Regions from separate parts of the Homo sapiens genome. Here region 1 is linked to region 2. Evidence: chromatin loops called from intact Hi-C (ENCODE). Cell type or tissue: HCT116. All regions are shown on one strand. Links, peaks and the distances in the headings refer to the core of each region. The heading gives the core; the rest is flanking DNA. Region 1 has its middle 16 kb from the start of GNAQ. Region 2 holds the start of LOC107987031 (a long non-coding RNA gene).

Region 1 (2,928 bases), core at 296-2,795, 50 kb before region 2:
TGACAAGAGAAAGTAAGTGCTCACTTACCAAGGCATTTATTTTAAACATAGTTCAAATTTGGAGGATCTTAGGAAGTTTCAGAAAAATGCTGGTTTCACATTCCTGTTAACAAGAAAGAAGCTTGTGGCTTTTCTCTCCTTAATAAGCTTTTCTAAATGAAGAGATTTCTAACTTAAATGTAGTTCATCCAATCTAAAGAGAGGGGAGGGGAAGAATCAAGTAAATTCTGCAGAAATTATTTATTTTACTATAGCACCATGCAAATGTCATGTCAGTGCCAGCAGAAAGTATGAGCTATAAACATTCTCCAGCATGGGATGTATTTTGGCTAATTAACAGTATACAGTCTACAAGTCAAGCTTCTTAACTGATTTGCAAAAGGTTAGGGTTATGAAAACAGGCTTCATGGTCAACACTACACTTTTTTCTTGAATAGATTGTGGTGAACTGCTTGACCAGAGTCAAGTATGTGGTTCAGTTTCTGTCTGCATGGGATCATTTAATTAACTGTGAGCCAAGTAATAAGTGTTTGCATATTTTAACAAAGTGTGAGAAAATGAAGAGCCCTAGAAATGCACTTTGTTCTTTAAAATGTTTTATTCCCTTTCTTGCTCAGCTATAAGAACTGTTTATAAATTTTATCCTTTCAAAACAAGATGTATATGATATAAATGAAATATTTGACATTTATTAAAAATTTGAAGAAATACAAATGTATTTCCAGAAAAACTTTTGTGATGAATTTCTTGCAAATCTTAGGAAGTCTTTAAAAGGGAAGAAAATGCCTTCAGAGGCCTTTTTCTACTTGTCAACGGTCAATTGAGTTAATTTGACCAAAAGTAGAAAGTCTTATACTTTATAATTTACTTTGGTGACATTGTATCTTCATGTAACAAATATTGTTCATACTAGAAAAACAATTCTGGCATCATTTATTCTCAAGCAGGGACTGAAAATGATGATACAGCCATCTCATAGTAATTGTTGCAAAATTGGAGACAATGAAATCTTGTTTTATGTGTCACACCCGTATGCCCAATTCATTGAAAATGTAGTTGTAGTTAGGAGCATCAACAAGTTCAAAAGGCACTAACATTTTTCATGGCTCTGTACTTTAATGGCTCAGTGGTTTGTTGAAAAAGATACAGCTTAAAACATTGGAGATTTAAAAATATGGGCTAATTATAGCCAAGAAATTAAAAATTGAGTACATTTAACAGACTGATGCAGTAAGGCTTTCCTTAAAACTATGTTATTATTTAAAGGGGATAGTTCTTATTTTGCATATTCTCAGCTGAGGTTTTTAATTTCTTCCATGTTTTTGGTGCTTTTAGAAGATGATTATTTTAATTTTGATCTCTCGGTTCCTGGATATAATCTCCCGTCCTCCTATTCTCATCTTGCAAACTGTATCAATTCATATTCTTTGGTGGAGATTTATTTTTCGTTTTAAATTAATTGTCAAGCATTAGTGATAGTATGAAGAAATGGGCATGCTCTTGTCTTATAAATTGGCATTCCTTTTCTGGAGAGAAATTTGGCAACAGAAAAATAAAGCCTGAAAAATACACATATCCATTGACCTACCAGCGACATTTCTAGAAATTTATCTGAAGGATATAATCAGGATGTGAACAAATATTTATTTATGGAGTGTTTATCACAATTAAAACAGATTACACAAAATATGGAAACAACCCAGGAGTTAAATATTAGAGAACAGACTAAATACATTATACCATATCCATATGATGGAATATGAAGTAATTATCATGCCACATAAAAAATACCTAATGATAGTGGAAAAAGTAATATCAGATAAAATTCTTTGTTAAATAAAAAAGTAGGTGTCAAATGATGTGAAAGAATGATCCTAATTATGTTCTAAAAATTTGTATATACACATATACATAATAGGAGTACATACATGTGCTTAGATGGCTGTGCATCAAATATCAGCAGCTGTATTTCTCAGGAGGGGGATTGTGGGTAATTTTTACTTTATATTTTTTGCTCGTCTGTATTTTTATTTTCAAAATAAAACCATTTTACTTTTGAAATTTGAAAAATACCCCAATAATTTTTTTTTTTTTTGAGATGGAGTCCCACTCTGTCACCCAGGCTGGTGTGCAGTGGTGCGATCTAGGCTCACTGCAACCTCTGCCTCCTGGGTTCAAACAATTCTCCTGCCTCAGCCTCCCAAGTAGCTGGGATTACAGGCGCACGCCACCACACCCAGTTAATTTTTGTATTTTTAGTAGAGAAAGGATTTGGCCATGTTGGCCAGGCTGCTCTCGAACTCCTGACCTCAGGTGATCCACCCATCTCGGCCTCCCAAAGTGCTGGGATTACAGGCGTGAGCCACCGTGCCCACCCCCCCGAATAAATTTTTTAAAATATATTTGTCCAGGCATGGTGGCTCACGCCTGTAATCCCAGCACTTTGGGAGGCCAAGGCAGGCAGATCACGAGGTCAGGAGATTGAGACCATCCTGGCTAACATGGTGAAACCTATCTCTACTAAAAATACAAAAAATTAGCTGGGCATGGTGGCACGCGCCTGTAGTACCAGCTACTCAGGAGGCTGAGGCAGAGAATCGCTTGAACCCAGGAGGCAGAAGTTGCAGTGAGCCAAGATCGTGCCACTGCACTCCAGCCTGGGTGACAGAGCAAGACTCCGTCTGAAAAAAAAAAAAAAAAAAAAAAACAAACCCAAAAACATTTATTAGATGCACAACAAGGTGAATGCACTTAATGCTATAGAACTGTACATTTAAGAATGGTTAAAACGGTAACCATTCATATATATTTATCACAATAAAAAGACATTTATTAGAAAATCTAAGTGGCCTTATTGGGTTTGGTGATTATTTTTTAGATACAACACCAAAAGTGCGGTCCATAAAAGAAAAAATTGGACTTCACTAA
Region 2 (2,928 bases), core at 256-2,755:
TAGTAGAGACGGGGTTTCACCAGGTTGACCAAGCTGGTCTTGAACTCTTGACCCCAGGTGACCCCCTCCTCCTCAGCCTCCCAAAGCTTGTAAGTATTTAGAACCACAAATATTAACATTCTTGAATACTGAGGGTCTACTAAATCCTGTGAACTATAATTCAATGTGTAATTTAGCAGTATGCTCTCAGAGAAGGGACACTTGCTTTTTTTTTTGTGATTTGTTTTAAACAAGAAGTTTTAAAAAACATGACTTAATGCTGGGTGCCGTGGCTCACATCTCTGATCCTAGTGCTTTGGGAGGCGGAGGCAGGCGGATCACCTGAGGTCAGGAGTTCGAGACCAGCCTAGCCAACATGGAGAAACCCCGTCTCTACTACAAATACAAAAATTAGCCAGGTGTGGTGGCACATGCCTGTAGTCCCAGCTACATGGGAGGCTGAGGCAGGAGAATCGCTTGAATCCAGGAGGCAGAGGTTGCAGTGAGCTGAGATTGCACCACTGCACTCCAGCTTGAGCAACAGAGCGAGACTCCATCTCAAAACAAAATAAAACAAAACAAAACCATGATTTAGAGGGTAAATGATCTAGGATGCTTTCTTTTATCTTAGTGTGCCTATGATATATAGAGAATTACTCTACATGAAAGCTGCATATTAAAAAGCTATAAAATTGTTCATATTTTCAGAGATAAAAGAAAATCATTGAAATTTTGTAATCAAACAACGTAAACTGTCAAGCAATGGGAGAAAATGACTTACTGTACTTAGTGGTTGAACAAATATGCTTTGAGGGGAGAAAGGTGGTATTATCACAGAAACTCAATCTCAATTTGATTAAGTCACAGAATGACCATATAGAGTATACATATATGTATGTGTGTAAGTACACAAGTGTATGTGTGTGTGTGGCCATTTCTAAGCTCATATATTTATGTACCATGAAGAAATAGGAAGGAGAAAATTCTCCTGCATTAGCTGAGATATGGCCCAACTAGATCATGGTGTCTAATTGTAAGTGGACTGCTGTTCATGGAAACATGGTCCTAAGATAAACAGCAGGATCTTCTTTTAGTGGATGCCACCTGTGTGCCAATGGAACACATTGGTTCTATCTTCACCTCCCGCTTCCAAGTCTGCAAGCCTCTGTGTTTCATTGACTAGCTGCCCATTAAATCATAGTTTGTCATTTACTACATGCTTTCCCTAGGTGTTAGCCTTAAATTGTGGCCAAGAATCATTCTACTTTACCAACTTTAAACTTTGACATCTTTAAGCATTTAAGAAAAATGCAATTATTTCTCATTTCCAACTTCAGAAGGACTGTTCAAGTTCACAATGGTGAAATGGGAAGCCATGAATCTCACCCTACTGCTTGAGCAAGCCTTCACAGAAAATATACTTTTTGAGCTGGTCCTCGAGGAAGCCCGCTGGAAACTATCAGAATTTTCTAAAACACACAGTGCAAAGCTTTAAGAAAGTTTGTATCATAGTTAGGGAATTAAGTAAAACTGGTAAAAATTAAATCCCATTACAAGACAACTATATATGTCAAAAATGCTTACATATTTGGCAAGTGCTTGGTATACGTAACTTATGCTATGAATTTGGAAAAGAGAGATACCTCCATCAGATGGAGTGGAGTTGAAGCACACAGACTCTAGCAGAACGTTGAACTTTGTGGAAACTTACAGGGGAAGAGGAACTGCAGTAGAAGTAAAGAAAAAACAAGGTCTAAGAGCACAATACACCCCTGACAGAGCGGAAGAATCATTCAAAAGAGTGGGGATGGCTTGATATCACCACCTTGGAGTAGATTCATAGAACTTAACAAGCTATACAATTTGCTAATCCATAACCATCTACTCCAAAGTCAATGGCAGTATTCTGCTTTTTGGAGGCTGCCACTTTCATTTCTATTCATCAGTTCCTCTTCCGTTAATTTGCCTTACAGCTGCATTTCCACAAGAAAGGGGGTTTGTGAGCATCAGGCAGGAAAAAAGAGAGAGAACTGGCTGGTTATTGCTGCTAATGACTCATTGTCTTGCTGTTAAGCAGAAAAGAGATGCCCTGATCTGTTCATGCCTTTCAGCTTTCTATCTACGCTAAATTCGTTTCCTATTTTTCTAGGCAATTTCTTTGACAGCTGTGCAGCAGTCAAATTAAGAGGGATATTGTTGTGATAATTAAATGCTTTTTGGTTCCTATTGCTCCTTATTGCACCTCCTTCTGTGGCAGTACACAGTGCGGAAGGTGGAATTGCTCTGGAAGCTGGAATTAGTCTGCTTTCCATGAGAAGTGAGAACAAGCTTCATAAAAATCATTTGTGAAGCAAGTGAAACTTAAATACACACATATATACATAAGCCACAAATAATTAAATACATGAAAAATTTGGAAGAGGTGTTGGGGAGCAGGATAAAGCAACAAATTTGATTTTATTTTCAGTTTGCAGGGACCTTAATCTCTAAAAGTTTTTTTTACCTCCCTTACAGGTCCTGATGTTCTGGTTTGGAAAAGAAATGTGTGGTCAATGGAATCCACAGACATGTGCTTAGGGCTGGTTCAGATAACCTGCTCTGCAGATCTTTATGGGATGACAGGGACCATTGCTTTGATGTATCATTGATTAATAAAAGAAAGCTGCAGAGCAACAAGTGTAGTATGACCATTTAAAAACGATTAAAAACAAAACTATATGTATGTATGTATCTGCCTATCTATCTATCTATCTATCTATCTATCTATCTATGTAGCAAGCATAGCAAAATCTGGAAGAATGCCACCTAATTGCTAATAGTGGTTAAAACGGGAGAGAATTTGGTAAGGATGGGATGGAGACAATGAGGAAGGATGACATATTTTATTTTACATATTTCTGTTTTGTCTGAATTGTTTGCAATTCATTACCTTTGAAATTTAAAGATGGC

The links. Hi-C counts contacts between places; a loop is a spot of excess contacts. Peaks named below come from ENCODE experiments on the same cell type or tissue, not always from the same donor. Only the 100,000 strongest peaks of a DNase experiment are listed, where the experiment ranks them.
Region 1: a loop joins it to region 2, with 5 times the contacts of the local background. A loop is called at or near these places in 6 of 110 quality-filtered maps.

Annotation. Positions count from the first base shown.
Region 1 is chr9:78,045,878-78,048,805 of GRCh38, forward strand. No RefSeq gene overlaps it. Among named protein-coding and RNA genes, the nearest start is that of GNAQ, 16 kb to the left of the region's middle. In HCT116, for the core only: no CTCF peak of the experiment used is centred there; no DNase peak of the experiment used is centred there; H3K27me3 peaks cover 382 bases.
Region 2 is chr9:78,095,713-78,098,640 of GRCh38, forward strand. LOC107987031 (a long non-coding RNA gene) reads right to left here and starts at 1,706. Exons shown (of 3, transcript XR_001746571.1): 1 at 1,623-1,706. In HCT116, for the core only: no CTCF peak of the experiment used is centred there; no DNase peak of the experiment used is centred there.